Regions from separate parts of the Homo sapiens genome. Here region 2 is linked to region 1. A link is an interaction called in ENCODE POLR2A ChIA-PET data of the cell type or tissue named here. Cell type or tissue: PC-9. All regions are shown on one strand. Each heading gives the region's core, and the rest is flanking DNA. Links, peaks and the distances in the headings are about the cores only. Region 1 has its middle 17 kb from the start of CLDN16. Region 2 has its middle 74 kb from the start of CLDN1.

Region 1 (9,763 bases), core at 4,675-7,174:
TGAAGAACAAGCAAATGCATTAATGAATATCTGGTTTTACTTACATCTAAAATTTCAAGTAGTACCATAACAACCTGTTTTTTAACCCCCTGCTATCTGCTTTGTGTAGCAATGTCTAAATCTCTCAACTGGAACTAGGATCAACCATAAAACAAATTGGTTTCTTCCTGCATGACCCATAGTCATGTATGAGGTACTTCCTCTTAATTCCAGCATGTGATCTTTTTTCATCTGAGTTCCTGCAATGGCCAATAGCTTTCTCTAGATCTGTAGCCATTCTACACTTGCAGCCTTGGCATTCCAAAGAGCCTAGAGGCTGAAGCAAAATTAAATACCAAGTTGGAAAACAAAATGAAACAGCCTAAATCCCCTTGGTCAGTTAACATTTGCAAAAATGCTGTCAGTAAGTTATTAAACAAAGATTATTTCTTTGACCTTAAGGAATTATATATGAAAGAAAAAAGTAGGGTTATCTTATCACTTCTCCTAAAGTGCATCTCACCAACAGGAGTTTAAACATCCCTTCTGAATAAATAAAAATGAGGGATGAAGTGCAGGAGATAGACAAATAAAAAGATAATTCCTTGCAATAACACACAAGGTACCTTTAAAAGTTTTATAAGTATATGCCTCTTTTTATAAGGAAATATAGTATAGATATAAATCCAAGATACTTGTAAATCTAATGCCATGTAAACTTATTTAACTGTTCCCTATTCTCTACCTTTATTTTTAAGATATCAAGTCCTATTTACTCTCTGCTTATATTCTCATTAGTAATACTTAAAACTAGACCAAAAATAGTAATAAAAATCGGCACACAATACATGTAGAATTTTTGAAATATTGTTTTAGGTTTAGTAGCCTTGGTCTTTTTAAAAACAAACTTTCTTTTTTGTTTATTTTAACTAACAAGTGTTGTTGTTCTTTTTGAAAATAAATGATGGAAAACTGAAGAAGTAAGATTGATAAATGATATGCCTGGATCTATCTAGAAAGCTAATGTCTAGATGTGGGAAAAAACTGAAAACTTAACATGCTGACCTTCACATGCTGTATGTGTTAGATCCAACCACAAGAGAATGGTTTTCCAAACAGGTGGCCAACAACGAGTTCAGTCCTGCAGAGTGATAAAGAATGGATTGTTATAAGGGTGTTAGGGCAGGAAAGGGAAGCAAACACTTAGCTTGCCACTCCCTTAAATGGCATCTTTTATGAACTTTGGCATCCTTTGTAAACTTTTTCTGGTCAAAAGCAATTCATGGAACTTGTTGATAACTTACACATTTGGCCCTGTGCAAATTAAGGGTCTCTGACTCTGCTTCAGGGAAAACCACACACACACACACACACACACACACACACACACACACACACAATGTTTTTCAGGGCTGGAAGGAAAATAGAGAAAACCAATGACTCCACAGATTGATGATTCCATTACTCATATGGTAGACTATTCTGGATTCTTGGAATCTGGAGATTTTTACTTGCATTTTGATCTCTCCAAAACCTTTCTATGACTGAGTTCTATGTTTATATGACATAAAACCCAACGAGCTAAAATTTTGCTGCTTAAAATTCCTCCTCATTTTTTTTTATCATTCAGAAGAAAATATAAGCATTTGGGGCTAAACTTCAGCCACTGAGAAGTTTCTTCCATCCAAATGGAGAAAAAGGGGAATTCAGAAGTTTCCTAACAAGTAAGATGAGTCTTTTACTTGCAAGGGAAATGTATAAGGATCTCTCAGGTCTCTTGCCAGACCACCAAAACAATACTGATCTGTTTTCTTTTTTTTTTTTTAATATGGGCACATTATAGGCAATTTAAAATATATACCACTATCATCTATATTTCCTACATCATTGACTAGCTCTGAAGAATTTCTTCATGCAATAAAAATGCGTCCTGAGCGCTGGACTAGCTATTGGATAATCAGTGATGACTGACACCTGTTCTCTAAGAGCTCACAACCTGTCTTGATAGATTAAATAATCTTATCTTAAATAATGCACAACAGCATTATTTAAGGCAATATAAATTAGTTAAATGCAATGCATTATAACTATATTTGAGGCCTAACCACTCAAACTATACTTAACAAGTTTAGTAAAGAATAGTCTTTCTTACAGCCTTTATGTTAAAAAAGCATTAAGTCAAAATTTCTTTGCAGCTTTTCAAGAAGATTGAGAATCAGAGAACAAATGTATTTGTTCTAAATGAGTTACTCATAAAATTATATGTTCTTAGCTTGTATGATTAATGAAACTGTTCATAAAATGCTGCTGTGGTCGTAGGTGTAAAGTAAGAATTTGCTGGCTAATAGGCCCAGTGACTCCCTGAGGATGAATGAGGGACAAGGAGCAGATTGGGTGAGTCAATGGACTAAGGCTCTAGAAACCCTGCAACCCCTGCTGAAACAGATATTTATTATGTTAGAAAAATCATATCACTGCCTTGAGCCTCATTTTCAAAGTATAAGGAGAAAGGGAAGGGACTTCTCAGCTGTTAAAATTCTTATACTAAATTGGATTTCCTAAATGCTACAAATGTCAGATAAAGAACACCTGAGAGACAGAGCAGGTAGGCTATGTCAGGGACTGGAAGGCAGAACAAACAAAGGGGCTGCCCTTTGAAGAGTCAGGCAGATTATCAGCATGTACAGTAAGGATTCCGACACAGGCAGAAATGCTAGAAGGAAGAAAAAGATGAGGGGTTAAATGGCTGGGGTCAATAGTCAGGAAACAGGAACTGGGCTCCATGGAGCTAAAGATTCAGGCTCACAAAAGCAGATCAGATACAGGTACAAGCCCCTCGTATTGGGAAGACCTTGATACTTAAAGAAGGCCTTTGACAAATGACTGCTTTTATGTTTTCCTTTAAGGAGAGGATTGAAGGAAAGCTAATTTGAATGAAATTGCTAGGGACAAAGGGCCACATTACACAGGTTCACAAATACTAGCTCATTTTTGTTTAACTCATTTATGTATTTATTTTTAGTTAGAGGCCTAGTCTTGCTCTTTCACCAAGGCTGGAGGGTAGTAGGACATTCACAGCTCACTGCAGCCTCAAACTCTTAGGCTCAATTGATCCTCCCACCTCAGCCTCCAAAGTAGCTGGAACTACAGGTGTGTGCGACAAGCCCAACTAAATTATTTTTATTTTGGGGGGGAAGGGGGTCTCAACATGTTTCCCAGCCTTGTCTCAAACTCCTGGCCTCAAGTGATACTACAGCATCAGCCTCTTGAGTATCTGGGTAAACAGGTAGGCTCCACTGTGCCAGGCTCAATACTAGCTCTAATTTTGGTTTGTTTGTGAGGAAACTGGAGTTCAGAGAACATCAGTAAATTTCCCCACTCTCAGGGATGTGAAGGAGCTGGGTGTCTATCCTGAAAGTGTTGGTAATGAGGCTGACAGTGGTGTCTCCCTCTGTTTGCAAAGCTTTCCAAGTCTTGGGTTGAAAAAAATAATTTCCAAATGCTGTCCAAATACAAGACTCATCCTTAGCCGGCCTCAAGTATAGCTAATCCTGCTGGGATGTGACCTAAGTGGGGAGTGAGAAAGACTGTGAGACAGGGCATGGGACCTGAGATAAAACACATCTTACACTGGAGCAGGTGCTCAGAGCCAGACTAAGACACCCTTATATGTGAGGGCAAACAGCTCAAGAAAGAGAGCACAGACGCAAAAACTTATGGTGGCCAAGGGCAGTCAACAGCCCAGCCAGGTAGATGTTCGGTGACCTGGGACAGCAGATATGTGGGCTTCAGTGTCAGGGAATCTGGTGTCTCTCAATTTACATAACCAAGGAAAATGGCAGAAATTTTGGCAGACTGAGCATCTGACTTGGAACTAGGGTTCAGGAATGAGCAAATTACCAGCTGCCAGTTGAATTGGACAGAATATTTATTAATGAACTGCTTCAACAAATATTTATGGATCACCTCCTAATTCAAGGCTTTCCTCCAGCCTGGGATTATATCAGTGAATAAATAGACAAAAATCACTACTTCATAGATCTGACTTTTTTTTGAAGGAAACCAGCAAATAATTTGGGTACCAAGGAACAGGCTGGGAATGTAATTTCAAGAGCAGGCATTAGTGGGAAAATTGAGAACATCAGAGTCTGACCTGATTCCTTCTGCCTGGACTATTGGTCTATGACTTATTAAGTTCCTTCTTAATAGAGATGCACTTGTTCCTATATCCTGGCATGGCAGTGAACCTACGAAGTGTAGGGTTTGGAAGCGTGAGACAGCAGGAAAGTCAGAGAAACTAAAAAGAAATTATCATGAGCAAGCATAACCCTCACATATGTATGACTCATGTATATCTATCTACTTGCCTATATGAGATGTTTAACTGTTGTATTAGTCAGGTTTCTCTAAAGGGACAGAACTAATAGATTAAATATGTATATATTATACTATATATATGTATTAACTCACATGATTACAAGATCCAACAATAGGCCATCTGCAAGGAACAGAACTAATAGGATAGTCCATAGAGGTACAGAACTAATAGGATAAATATATATATATTATACCCTATATATTTATACATTTATATTTGTTTATATAAATTTATATATGCATATATATTTTATATATATATATATATATATATAAAGGTATTAACTCACATGATCACAAGATCCCACAGTAGTTCATCTGCAAGCTGAGGAGCAAGAAAGCCAGTCTGAGTCCCAAAACTCAAGAACTTGGAGTCCGATGTTTGAGGGCAGGAATCATCTAGCACAGGAGAAAGATGTAGGCTGGGAGAATAAGTCAGTCTAGCCTTTTCATATTTTTCTGCCTGCTTTATATTCTGGCCACACTGGCAGCTGATTAGATGGTGCCCACCCAAATTAAGGGTGGGTCTACCTTCCCCAGCCCACTGACTCAAATGTTAATCTCCTTTAACAGCACCCTCACAGACACACCAGGAATCAATACTTTGCATCCTTCAATCCAGTCAAGTTGACACTCAGTATTAACCATCACAACTGTCATGAGTGCACTTAAAATCAAAACACTTTTTTTGCAGGTTGCACATGACGTAGGTTTAGCTCATCATTCAGATCATAGCCATGTGAATTACACCCCTGCAGGTAAGTTATGCACAACAAGCATGGCCACATTTAGAAACTCTAAATTTTTACAACCAAGCCGTAATGAGTGATACTAACTTGGTAGTGATGATAACCAAGATGTATGACACTCAAATCATTCACTAAAATTTGTTTGGAAAATACTAAGTTTAAGTTAATGAGTATGCTCATAAAGTAGGTAGCTAAAGATACAACATAAATTGAGGAAATATTTACTTTACTGTCTTTCTTTTAGAGAATGGCATAACTTTCAGGATTATATGGAAATAGCTGAAGAAGCAAAACCTACACCTAATGATTCACCACATCTTTCAATCCAATCTTAGAGACTTAAAATAGCAGAGCTAGAATGCTTCTAAGATATTTCTTAAAAGGAAAGAGACCCTTTCAACGTTCCAGAAATGCTAGTGACAATTCCAGTTTCAGAGCCCAGGTTTCCTAATGGCCCATTTAGTGCTCTTGCCTTTCTACTACGTTGTCATACCTATCATATAAAAGAATGTCAGCTATTTAGGGTAAAAACAAATGTCCTCTGTATGTCTCAGCCTTTCTCGGAATACAAAATTCGCATTAAGGCTTTTTGCCAATTCTCAGTTTGTGAAAACATCACAGGTTTCATCTACTCAGACCTTTTACTCAAGCAAGGGAAAATAATATTTAGTTCCTCCCTGCAACAAACAAGTCTAAACAGAGCCAGGGCTGGTTTAGTCAGTTTTTCAGCCATTCTTTCGTAAGATTTTGTTTATGATCATTAACTTGAGTCACTGTTTTCCCTAAAGATAAGTACAAAGAAGTATATGAGAAAGTGATTATAAGGACAAAAGACTCAATAAACAAATAAACATATTTATGTTTGTTGACATAGAACGATGTTCATAACACACTTTTAAATGATATAAAACTAATACTAGTAAAGTTTCATTTTTCTAAGATATACATACAATTTCTATTAGAAAAAGACTAGGATAATGTACATCAAATTTATGGAGACATTTCAGATTATTTTCATTGGTGGAGTGGTTTGCTTATCTAGATTTTCTATTCTATAATGAATATTTGTTGTGTAATAAAAATGACATGGTAATCAAATTATAGCAATTTCTCACTGCATGTTCTCTTATGAGCAGCTTCTCTAAACCAGATCAATAAACAATTTCATCTGAGCTCTACAATAGCTTTATGAATCAGTTAAAAGATATGCTAGAACTGGAACCTTAATGGTAATCATTACAGAGGAAAGAAAAGACATGGCTGGGTACAATGGGCCAGTGAAAGTTACCTTGCTTTATTCTGTCTCCTTGGAGGCAGTGACTTTCTGAGTAAGGGGTCTAAATTAGACTTGCATATGGCAGCAGGATTTAATAGTTAGTAGTGACCTAAATAAGTTGAATAACAGTGATATGTTGAAAAAAAAATCTGTCTTTCAAGGAGCATGACACAAGACTGCATAACCCAGAACAATGGAAAGGAGGGCTAATCAGGTTAAGATCTATGACTACCTGTTTGAGATCAGAGGCTGAAAGATGTTTTACAAGACTATCATTTTTGGTCTAATAACACATTATAAACTAAGATGCTTGTTAACATTTAAAGGCAGGGCCTCTACCTATGTATACACTGGGATGGCCTTTAGTAGCAAGCAACAGAAAATCAAAATCAAGCAAGTCTAAACAATAAAAGGGTTTGGCTAGCTTAGAAAAGGGAAAAAATACAGAGGAAAGGTGGAATTGTAAGCATTTGTAACCAATTATTTATGCTCTACCCTCTTCAGAATGACAGCTTTGTCTTCATGCTGGTTTTCCTTGTCCTGACAGAATGACTCTGGCCTCCTCATACACACATTTAACCATCCAGGAAATAGGAGAATATCCATGTACAAGAATTTCCTTCAAAACCCTGAAAGTCATTCTGAATTGACGAACTTAAGTCACTTGTCCACTTTTATTCCTATCACTGTTTCAAGAAGAATGAAACACACTGATTGGTTTAGTCAAAATCACTGTATTAGACATCTACTACTGTGTAACAAATTACCCCCAAAACTTAGCAGTTTAAAACAACAAACATTTCTATGGATCATTTCTTTCTATGGATCATGTTAGTTGTGTGGTTCTGACTCAGGATCTCAAGCTGTTGGCTAAGGCTATAGTCTCATCTGAAGGCACAATGGGGGAAAGAATTGATTCTACTCCATCATTGTTGGCGGACCTCTGTGCCTCACCAGTTATTGTCTGATCATCAGATCCCTGTCATTTGAGCCCCTTCATAGGCTTCCCACAGAGTGTTCAGAGGGACAGAGTGTGCTTTCAAGATGAAAGCCACAGTCTTCTGATAACCTAATCTCAGAAGTAACAGATCATCAATTCTGCTGAATTCTATTGATCACACAGGGCTATCCCAGGATGTGGGATCAAACTGTACAGTGTATGAATACCAAAAGAGGACAGACATCATTGAGGGCTATCTTAAAGGCTGCCTGCCACAGCCAGGTATGCCACTCTGCAGCCAGGAGCAGTATCAGCTTCCCCAACACATCAGGACCCAACGTAAATCAGATTACAGAGATTTCTGGAAAGGATAAAGGGAGGAAAGATTATGGGAATGTAATCAAAATGCAGATTGCAGAGACTTTTGGGAAGGAAAGGGGGAGGAAAGATTATGGGAATGTAAGAAAAATGTATCTACTGCAGCCCACAGCTTTATATTTCATATTAATTAATACAATTGTTTCTGACTCCACCTTGCTGATACTAAAAATTTTCAAGAAAGAAATGGAGCCAAAAGTGCATAAAACATATTCTACTAATTCTAATAAATTACATGGAGTTCCACAATAAAGTAGGCTTTGGCCAGAGAGTTAAGGCAACAAAACAGAAAAGGTTTCATTTTCCATAATAAAGCCATTTAAAAACAATGAATTTTGCAGACCGTATGTTCTGTGTAATACTCTTTGACAAATAATAAATCGGACATTTGGGCAACATGATCACATTGATTCTCCTCTAATCCTAATATATTATATATTCCTTCCTTATTCAACAGGCAGGTATTGAATTTTCCCGCTGAAGAAATTCACCCTGGAGAAGTAGTATTGAGTCACTAGTTCACAGGCCAAATTTCTGTTTGATGGCTTTCATATTGTGTGCTAGTAAATTCCAGGGGGAAGATAATTTATGCCTATAATTTTGAATATTAAGTATCAACTATCTAAAAGGTCACAAAATAGAAAGATTGTTTCATGAAGTAATGATTATCTTGCTTTCTATCACATTTAAAGTTTCACTATGCACTTTAATATCTATGGTCAAATACAAACCTTCGGAGTTATCAGAGTAGACAGTATTATCCTATCATAAAACAAAGAAGAAAAGAATATTCATTTCTTTCAGAATGACAAATGAGTGTCTCTAATCAAAGGGGAGCAAGATATGAAAAACAGTGTCGACTAAAGATAAAAAGGATTTCAAAGTAACCCGTGGTTTAAAATGTTGTGCTAAAATTAAAATCTTGAATGTTTTTATGTATCTTGTTCTTTGAACACTCCCACATGCTGCTTTGGGGCAATTTTAAGGCCTTTGTGTACATCAGACATTCTTAATTTTGGAGGTCTCAGCTCATATTATATCAAATAAAGCAGAAGCTATGGTATGTTTCTGAAATCCCTCTGCAGGAATAAGATACTCCCCAAAGCTGCTGGGAGACTTAGATGCTGATTGCTCAAAACTGAGATCCTCTCTAGCGACTGCTCTGTTATAGGGAGCTTCTTTCCTAAGGATACCCTCCCTCCTGGAAAGCAGCCCACATCTCAGGACGTAGAAAAGAGAGTCACGGTCCTTTCCCCCAGTTTGGGTCAACTCTGAAGGGTCATCCCAAACACAGAGCTCCATGGGGGATTGGCCAAGGTGTTTTTGTAAGTGTATCAAAGTTTAACTTTTCTCTCTGTCCAGTCTTACTCTCACCCTTTTACAGGTGTGTTTGGATGAGCACTGGTTAGTAAATCTCCTGCTTCTAAGTCTCCAGTTGAGAGTCTGTTTCCCCAGGGAATGTGACTTAAGACCACTGGTATCAGGAGTGGGCCTAAGATACAATCTTTAAAATGGGATTTTTTAAAAAGTTAGATCACCTACTAACCAGCTGGAAATGAAGACCCTGTCAGTGGAGTAGATGGATTACTCATAGCGTTGGCATGCTGTGTCAGTGGCATTGTTAAAAGTTTCACTGGTGATGAACTTGGCTGGCATAATGTTGGAAAGTAATACATGGATGGTGCAACATGTCATACATTTTGAGAAAGAAAGAAAGAAAATGAAAGCCTAAAAGCTATAAATCCTAATTTAAATTACCAATTTAAGGTAAATGTCAGAGGCGGCATACAAAAATACTCTCATTTCCCACAGCTGCAGGGACAATAAAAGCAGGCCCAGGACTTAAGAGCTCCAGAAAGCATTGATTGAGAAGTAGGATCTTTAAACTTGAGAAGGCAATATCTGGGCTGATGTACTTACAAACTTGCTTTCCGAACATGAATCCTCTCTGGTTGTAAGAGTGGCCCATTTCTTCAAGTTAAAGACTAGTGCTCCCCCTTGCTTAAGAATTATGTAGAGGCCTGTGCCTTGCAAGGCAACATATACCCACTCGAACTTTGAATA
Region 2 (9,763 bases), core at 3,608-6,107, 120 kb after region 1:
TAGGCTGGTTTGTTCAACTGGGATCTAATTAAGGCGTATATATTGCCTCTGATTGTTATGTGTCTTAAATCTCTTTTAATTTAAAACATTCTCCCTTTTAATGCCATAACGTATTATTTCATTTCATGTATTATTTTGTTTATGTAATAATGACTTCTTGAAGAGATAGGCAAATTATTCTATAAAATGTCCACCTTATAGATTAGTCTGAGTCCCTGCTTATGGGTGCTTAATTTTTTCTCTGTCTTCCATATTTCCTGTGAATTGGAAGTTAGACCTAAAGGCCTGATTATGTTAACATCAAAGTTCCTCTATTTTTGATGATAGACATTTGAAGCCATTTCTATATCATATTAATAATTAATTGAAGAAAGCCCTGAAAATTAGTTGGATTTTGAGTACGCTCTATAAGAGATAGTAGATAGAATAAAGGAAAGACCAGCATGTGGGGTGTAGAGGAGGAGAATATCCCAATTATACAGTTGTACTCCAGGATCTGATATATATCTGTGGTTCTCAGAACTAGTTTGCTCAGGACCCCCAGAACTTGGATGGATTTAAGAGACACAAAAAGAGTATGAAATTTGAACCGGAATATTAATTTTTATAATGTATAATGAGGAACATAGACATTAAACCGACTGGAATGTTAGAATCGATAAGACTAGCGCATTTTCTCCCATAGGCCAGTGGTTTCCAAACCTAGTTACATATTAGAATCATCTGGAATCAGAAAACACCACCCCCAGAGATTCTGCTTCATTGTTGTGGATGGGGACTGGGCATTGGTATTTTTGTAAAGCTCGCTAGGTGGTTCAAATATGTTACCAGAGCCGAGAAACACTGCTGTAGGTAAGTATAAACCAGAAGCCAATTTATCTCCAGAAATTTGTTTTGGAAACATGAAACTAGAATTGGGAATGTTAGTGATATAAACAAAGAAAGTCTGAGGCATCCATACCAGTCCGTGGTATTCAAATATCTGTGTATACAAGAGTCACAGGGTACGTTTACTTAAAAAATAAAAGTAGAACTCTGGACCCCTGTTTTCTACTACACTCTCAACTTCTTCATCCCCTTAGAAATTTTGATTAAGAAGTTCCAGGGTGCACCATTAGATGTTTCTTTAATATACAACAATAGCGGTTCTGGTATAGATTATCCATGGGTCTCTACACTAAGCAATACTAATTTATGTCCTCTGAGATACACTTGCCTGAGAAATAGATAAGACCAATTTTGTTCTCAAACTTCAGTTGCATCAGAACAGCTGTAAGACTTGTGAAAGCACAGATTGCTAAATCCCTCCCTACTGAGTTTCTGATTCAGTAGGTTTGGGGTGGAGCCTCATGCTTTGCACTTCTAACACTTTCTAAGGCAGTAGTTCCAGCCAAGGGAGATTTTGCCTCCCAGGGAACCTTTGGCAGTATCTGGGGACATTTTTAGTTGTCACAACTAGGATGTGGGACTGGCATCTAATGGATAAAGGTCCAGGAATGCCGCTAAATATCCTAAAACAGTTTGGACCAATATTACCACATTCAGCAAATGAAAACACCGGACACACAGATAAGTTTAAATTTCAGATAAGCGATAACTAATTTTTTTCATATAAATATGTCCCAAATATTGCACATGTGTTAGGCCATTTTTGCATTGCTATACAAGAAAGCCTGAGACTGGATAATTTTAAAAGAAAAGTGGTTCATTTTGGTTCATGTTTCTGCAGGCTGTGCAGGAAGCATGGCGCTGGTATCTGCTTCTGTCGAGGGTCTCAGGAAGCTTTCAATCACAATGGAAGGCAAAGGGGGAACAGGACCATCACATGGTGAGAGTGGGAGAAAGACAGAGGGGGGAGGTGCCACAGTCTTCTAAACAGCCAGATTTCACGTGAACTCAGAGCAAGAACTCACTGCTTACTTAGAGGAGGGCACCAAGCCATTCATGAAGGAGTTTCTTTCCTCATGACCCAAACACCTAGCAGTACGCCTCATCTCCAACACTGGGGATTACATTTTATTTTATTTTAGATTTTTTTTTTTTTTTTTTTGAGGCAGAGTCTCACTCTGTCACCCAGGCGGGAGTGCAGTGGCACAATCTCAGCTCACTGCAACCTCCACCTCCCGGGTTCAAGTTATTCTCCAGCTTTGGCCTCCCGAGTAGCCTCGGTTACAGATATGCACCACCATGCCCAGCTAATTGTTTTGATTTTTTTTTTCTTTTTGTAGAGACCGGGTTTCACCATCTTGGTCAGGGTAGTCTTCAACTCCTGACCTCAAATGGTCTCCCCACCTCAGCCTCCCAAAGTGCTGGGATTACAGGCATGAGCCACAGTGCCCAGACAGGGATTGCATTTTAACATGAGATTTGGGGGAGACCCACAACCGAATCATATCTGCATGAAATACATTTATGCTAAGCAAAAGTATCCATTTTTATCTGAAATTCAAATTTAGCAGGTGTGATGGTTAATACTGAGTGTCAATTTGATTGGATTGAAGGATAAAAATATTGATCCTGGGTGTGTCTGTCAGGGTGTTGCCAAAAGAGATGAACATTTGTGTCAGTGGGTTGGGGAGGGCAGATCCACCCTTAATCTGGTGGGCACAATGCAGTCAGCTGCCAACGAATGTAAAGCAGACAGAAAAGCATGAAAAAGAGAGACTGACCTAGCCTCCCAGCTTACATCTTTCCCCCATGCTGGATGCTTCCTGCTCTCAAACATTGGACTACAAATTCTTCAGTTTTGGGACTCAGACTGGCTCTCCTTTCTTCTCAGCTTGCAGACAGCCTATTATAGGACCTTGTGATCATGTAAGTTAACACTTAATAAACTTCCCTTTACATATATATATGTATATATATATATATATATATATATATATATCCTAGTTTATATATATATATACATCCTATTTTTTATATATATCCTTATATATATCCTTTTATATATATATATCCTTATATATATATATCCATATATATATATCCATATATATATATATATATATATATATATATATATATATATATATATATATATATATATATCTCCTATTGGTTCTACCCATCTGAAGAACCCTGACTAATAAAGATTTTGGTACCAGGAGTGGTTCTAGAGGAACAGAATATTAAGGATGAAGTTCTGTCATTGGTTTTGGGGTTTCTGGAGTAGGCTGCTTGATAAGATTAGAACCCAAAATGCTAAGGACTCTACTTCTAATAGTATAGAGAATACTGATAGTTCTTGGCATGAATTGTTTAGAGAGTTATGCAAAATAAATGCATTTGACACTCCTGATTCACCACTTGTGAGAGGTAAGGAGTTTAGTGACTCTGAACATAATACCTTTGACCATATGTGGAGAACCAAGGAACATAATGAAGCTGGTTGGTTGCTCTTAAGTTCAATGGACGAAGTGATGAAAGAAAATGATGAACTTAGGATTCTGTCTCCCAGCTTCAGAAGCATATACTGAGCCTCACCTCTGCTAAGATTGCCCTGAGTGAGAGTCTTATCTACTGTAGAGAAAGAGCTGAAACTGTGGAAAAGCAGACACAGGCTCTTATCATGTGAGGGGCTGATTTGCAATGAAAGATGCATGCACAGCCTCGCCAGGTGTTTACTGTTAAAGTGAGGGCATTGACTGGAAAATAATGGAACCATGAAACTTGGGATGGGGATGTGTGGGAGGACCCTGATGGAGCTGGGGACAATAAGATTTGTAAACCCTGATGAACATTTTTAGCCAGAAGGAACAGCTTCCCCATCTCCAGTAGTGGCAACATCCCCTCCCCGACCCATGCTGCCATCAGCCTTTCCATCTTTATCTGAGGAGATAAACCCTGCACTGCCTGACACAACAGTGATGGCCTCACCTGAGGCAGTTGCCAGGCAAGATAATATTGATTTTCCTCAGGAGCCACCCCCAACATATCTGTTTGTCTCTAGACCTATAACTAAACTAAAGTCCCAGCGGGCCCCTAGTGGTGAGGTTCAGAGTGTGACCCATAAGGAGGTGGACTACACTTGAAAAGAAATGTTTGAGTTCTCTAATTAATGTAAACAGAAATCTGGGGAACAGGCATGGGAATGGATATTAAGGGTATGGGAAAATGGTGGAAGGAACACAGAATTGGATCAGGCTGAATTTATTGATTTGGGCCCACTAAGTAGGGACTCTGCATAGAAAGAGCCTGTGTAGCCAAAGCAAGACCAAGCAAAAAGAACAAATCTGGAGGCATCACACTACCTGATTTCAAACTATACTATAAGGCCACAGTCACCAAAACAGCATGGTACTGGTATAAAAATAGACACATAGACCAATGGAACAGCATAGAGAAGCCAGAAATAAACCCAAACACTTACAGCCAACTGATCTTCAACAAAGCAAACAAAAACATAGAGTGGGAAAAGGACACCTGTTTCAACAAATGATGCTGGGATAATTGGCTAGTCACATGTAGGAGAATGAAACTGGATGCTCATCTCTCATCTAATAATAAAATTAACTCAAGATGGATTAAGGACTTAAATCTAAAACCTGAAACTATAAAAATTCTAGAAGATAACATTGGAAAAACCCTTCTAGATGTTGGCTTAGGTAAGGATTTCATGATCAAGAACCGAAAAACAAATGCAATAAAAACAAAGATAAATAGCTGGGACCTAATTAAACCAAAAAGCTTTTTCATGGCAAAAGGGAACAGTCAGCAAAGTAAACAGACAACCCACAGAATGGGGAAAATCCTCAAAATCTATACATCTGACAAAGGACTAATATTCAGAATCTACAATGAACTCAAACAAGTAAGAAAAAAGCAAACAATCCCATCAAAAAGAGGGCTAAGGACATGAATAGAGAGTTCTCAAAAGAAGATACAAAAATAGCCAACTACCATCTGAAAAAATGCTCAACATCACTAATGACCAGGGAAATCTAAATCAAAACTACAATGCCATACCATCTTACTCCTGCAAGAATGGGCATAATCAAAAAAACAAAAAACTGTAGATGTTGGCATGGGTGTGGTGATCAGGGAACACTTCTACACTGCTGGTGCGAATGTAAACTAGTACAGCCACTATGAATAACAATGTGGAGATTCCTTAAAGAACTGAAAGTAGAACTACCATTTGACCCAGCAATCCCACTACTGGGTATCTACACAGAGGAAAAGAAGTCATTATACAAAAAAGATACTTGCACATGCATGTTTTTAGCAGCACAATTCACAATTGCAAATCATGGAACCAACCCAAATGCCCATCAATCAATAAGTGGATAAAGAAACTGTCATATATATATACATGTGTATATATATACACGTATATATATATATACACACACACATATACACACACACACACACACACACATATATATATACATACACAATGGAATACTATTCAGCCATAAAAAGGAATGAATTAACAGCATTTCCAGCAAACTGGATGAGATTGGAAACTATTATTCTAAGTGAAGTAACTCTGGAATGGAAAACCAAACATTGTATGTTCTCACTGATATGTGGGAGCTAAGCTATGAGGATACAAAGTCATCAGAATAATACAATGGACTGTGGGAATTTGGGGGAAGAGAGTGGGAGGGGTGGCTAGGAATAAAAGACTACAAATATGGTGCAGTGTATACTACTTGGGTGATGGGTGCACCAAAATCTCACAAATAACCACTACAGAACTTACTCATATAACCAAATACCACCTGTACCTCAATAACTTATGGAAAATAATTGCATTAATTCACAAAAAGATAGAAAACTCCTAGAAACATTCTCAAGAAGATGAAATTGGTAGACTATGTGATGTGTTTGGACACATTGAAGGAAAATATATAATACTTAAAATGCAGTGCAAAATGAATAATAAATAATTAGAAAAAAATAATTATGAATTCCCCAAAGAGAGAACAATAAGTATTATTTCTCCCAAGCAAAAAAGGCAATTATTAATTCTAGGAAAAAGTAACAAGTTGTATAGAAAAGGAAAAAGTAATCATAATTCGTATCAAAGGTACACAGTTATAACAGTGTAAGAACTGAACATAGATCTCAACACCCTTGTGATATACCTGTACTGGGCAGATGGAGCGATCATATGCTGTAAAGGGGTGATGTGGAGTAGGAGTAAAGGTCAGCCAAGTCCTCATCTTCCCTAATCAGGAAGCAGTAAATAATATCCCAAATGAAAGGAAAAATAAATCTTTAAGTAGTTGATACGGTTTGGCTCTGTGTCCCCACCCATATCTGATCTTGTTGCTCCCATAATTGTCACATGTTGTGTGAGGGACCTGGTGAGAGATGACTGAATTATGAGGGCACATCTTTCTCATGCTGTTCTCATGATAGTGAATGGGTCTCATGAGATATGATGGTTTTAAAAATGGGAGTTTCCCTGCACAACCCCTCCTTGCCTGCTGCCAATTACATAAGATGTGACTTGCTCCTCCTTGCCTTTCATCATGATTGTGAGGCCTCCCCAGCCATGTGGAACTGTAAGTTCAATAAACCTCTTTCTTTTGTAAATTGCCCAGTCTCGGGTATGTCTTTATCAGTAGTGTGAAAACAGACTAATACAGTAAATTGGTACCAGTAGAGTGGGGTACTGAGGAAAAGATACTGGAAAATGTGGAAGTGACTTTGGAACTGGGTAACAGGCAGAAGGTGGAGCAGTTTGGAAGGTTCAGAAGGCAGAAAAATGTGGGGAAGTTTGGAACTCCCTAGAGACATGTTGAATGGCTTTGACCAAAATGCTGATAGTGAGGTGGTCTCAGATGGAAATGAGTAATTTGTTGGGAACTGGAGTAAAGGTGACTCTGTTACGTTTTAGCAAAGAGACTTTGGCATGTTGCCCCTGCCCTAGAGATTTCTGGGACTTTGAACTTGAGAGAGATAATTTAGGGTATCTGGTGGAAGAAATTTCTAAGCAGCAAAGCATTCAAGAGGTGACATGGGTGCAGTTAAAGGCATTCAGTTTCAAAAGGGAAACAAAGCATAAAAGTTTGAAAAATTCACAGCCTGACAATGCAATAGAAAAAAAAAATATCCAATTTTCTGAGAAGAAATTAAAGCTGGCTGCAGAAATTTGCATAAGTAATGAGGAGCCAAATGTTAATCACCAAGACAATGGGGAAAATGTCTCCAGGATATATCAGAGACCTTTGTGGCAGCCCCACCCATCACAGGCCTGTAGGCTTAGGAGGAAAAAGTGGTTTTGTGGGCTAGGCCAGGGTCCCTGTGCTGTGTGCAGCCTAGGGACTTGGTGCACTGCATCCCAGCCGCTCCCGCCATGGCTGAAATGGGCCAATGTAGAGCTGAGGCCATGGCTTCAGAGAGTGCAAGCCTCAAATTTTGGCAGCTTCCATGTGGTGTTGAGCCTGTGAGTGCATAGAAGTCAAGAATTGAGGTTCAAGAACCTCTGCCTAGATTTCAGAGGATGTATAGAAAAACCTGGATGTCCAGGCAGAAGTTTGCTGCAGAGATGGGGCTGTCATGGAGTACCTCTGCTAGGGCAATGTGGAAGGAAAATATGGGGTTGGAGCCCCCACACAGAGTCCCTACTGGGGCACTGCCTAGTGGAGCTGTGAGAAGAGGGCCACTATCTACCAGACCCCAGAATGATAGATCCACCAAGAGTTTGCATCATGTGCCTCGAAAAGCCACAGACACTCAATGCCAGCCTGTGAAAACAGCTGGGAGGGAGGCTGTACTCTGCAAAGTCATGGAGGTGGAGCTGTGCAAGACTATGGGAACCCATCTCTTGCATCAGTGTGATCTGGATGTGAGACCTGAAGTCAAAGGAGGTCATTTTGGAGCTTGAAGATTTGACTGCTCTGCTGGATTTCAGACTTGCATGAGGTCTGTAGCCCCTTTGTTTTGGCCAATGTCTCCCATTTGGAATGGCTGTATTTACCCAATGCCTGTACCCTTGTTGTATCTAAGAAGTAACTAACTCTTGATTTTACAGGCTCATAGGCAGAAGGGATTTGCCTTGTCTCAGAGAAGACTTTGGACTGTGGAGACTTTTGAGTTAATGCTGAAATGAGTTCAGACTTTGGGAGACTTTTGGGAGGGCATGATTGCTTTTGAAGTGTAAAGGATGAGATTTGGGGATGGTCAGGGGTGGAATGATATAGTTTGGCTCTGTGTCCCCGCCCAAATCTCATCTTGTAGCTCCCATAACTCCAAAGTGTTGTGGGAGGGACCTGGTAGGAGATTATCAAATTATGGGGGTGGGTCTTTGCTGTGCTGTTCTCATGATGGTAAATGGGTCTCATGAGATCTGATGGTTTTAAAAATGGGAGTTTCCCTGCACAAGCTCTCTTCACCTGCTGCCATCCATGTAAGATGTGACTTGCTCCTCCTTGCCTTCTGCCATGATTGTGAGGCCTCCCCAGCCATGTGGAACTGTAAGTCCAATGAACTTTGTTCTTTTGTAAATTGTCCAGTCTCGGGTATGTCTTTATCAGTAGTGTGAAAACAGACTAATACAGTAGTGCTTTCCAAAAGACCAGGATGGCTAAGTAGTAAAAGGAGAATTTTATTGGCAATATCAGTTTGCAAACCTTAAAGAGAGAGTCTCTGGTATAGGCTAAAGGTGCTCTCTTTGAAGAGAGAAAGGGCAGATTGGGTTTTATGCCTCACAGTGTCTGCATCACACAGTTAAGAGTCATTTTTATGCAGCAGGCTTGGGGAAAAACCATACATATTTAAGAGGAAGACAAGCACATGTGCAATAGACAAACATACATTCCATGTTCAGTTTGGGGTGGAGATTTAGCATTAAAATGAAGCAAAATTGGCTTTTTACGTAAAAAGGTGAACTATAAAACACAAGGACAGTTTCTGTACACTCTCTCTAAGCTGGCTAAAACTGGCTTAAGGTTTGCAGTTGCTTCTCAGAAAAGAGTGATGGTAAAGTCAGTCCTCTACACAGTCAGAGTTGTAGTATTCTGGATAGTATTAAATAAACCAAAGTTAGAAATTTGCCTGAAAGCTGCTATTGTTAGAGTTTAGCAAAAGTGTATTTTTTTCTTGCGGGCATACAAATTTAGAAAGCTTCCAGGCCAGCCAAGCCTTGAACCCTCAACCCATAGGTAACTTTTGTTTCCTTAACTTTAGTGTTCATTTTAGTTTATTTAGGGGCATCTATTTCCATCTGTCAGATCACAGAGGCAATATAAGAAACTTGTAGGGAGACTCAGAGGAAAAATGATAGAATCAGCTAAAAAAAGGTCCTGATAGTCCCCTTTCAGGAGTATAAAATAGGAAGGAATTGAGAGGCCACATTTTTCATAAGAGGCCTTGTCTCACTATAGGACTCTTGCAACAGGTTCATGCATAGTTTTATCAGCAGTCAAAATTAGATAAGAATTTTTTTTTTTTTGAGATGGAGTCTCTCTCTATCACCCAGGCTGGAGTGCAGTGGCGTGATCTCGGCTCACTGCCAGCTCCGCCTGCCAGGTTCACACCATTGTCCTACCTCAGCCTCCCGAGTAGCTGGGACTACAGGTGCCTGCCACCACACCCAGCTAATTTTTTATATTTTTAGTAGAGGTGGGGTTTCACCGTGTTAGCCAGGATGGTCTCGATCTCCTGATCTCGTGATCCACCCACCTTGGCCTCCCAAAGTGCTGGGGATTACAGGCGTGAGCCACCATGCTCAGCCAGATAAGAATTTTTTTAAATGAGAAAATTAATGTGGACTCACATTTAAAAGACATATTGACACTGGTGCTGA

Evidence for each region. Peaks named below come from ENCODE experiments on the same cell type or tissue, not always from the same donor. Only the 100,000 strongest peaks of a DNase experiment are listed, where the experiment ranks them.
Region 2: POLR2A ChIA-PET joins it to region 1 with 5 read pairs; 2 of 35 experiments call an interaction of 5 or more read pairs at or near these places.

Annotation. Positions count from the first base shown.
Region 1 is chr3:190,365,885-190,375,647 of GRCh38, reverse strand. It overlaps a transcript of CLDN16 not described here. Among named protein-coding and RNA genes, the nearest start is that of CLDN16, 17 kb to the left of the region's middle. In PC-9, for the core only: no CTCF peak of the experiment used is centred there; DNase peaks (open chromatin) are centred at 5,747 and 6,577; H3K4me3 peaks cover 720 bases; H3K27ac peaks cover 2,323 bases.
Region 2 is chr3:190,243,807-190,253,569 of GRCh38, reverse strand. No RefSeq gene overlaps it. Among named protein-coding and RNA genes, the nearest start is that of CLDN1, 74 kb to the left of the region's middle. In PC-9, for the core only: a CTCF peak has its summit at 4,037; no DNase peak of the experiment used is centred there.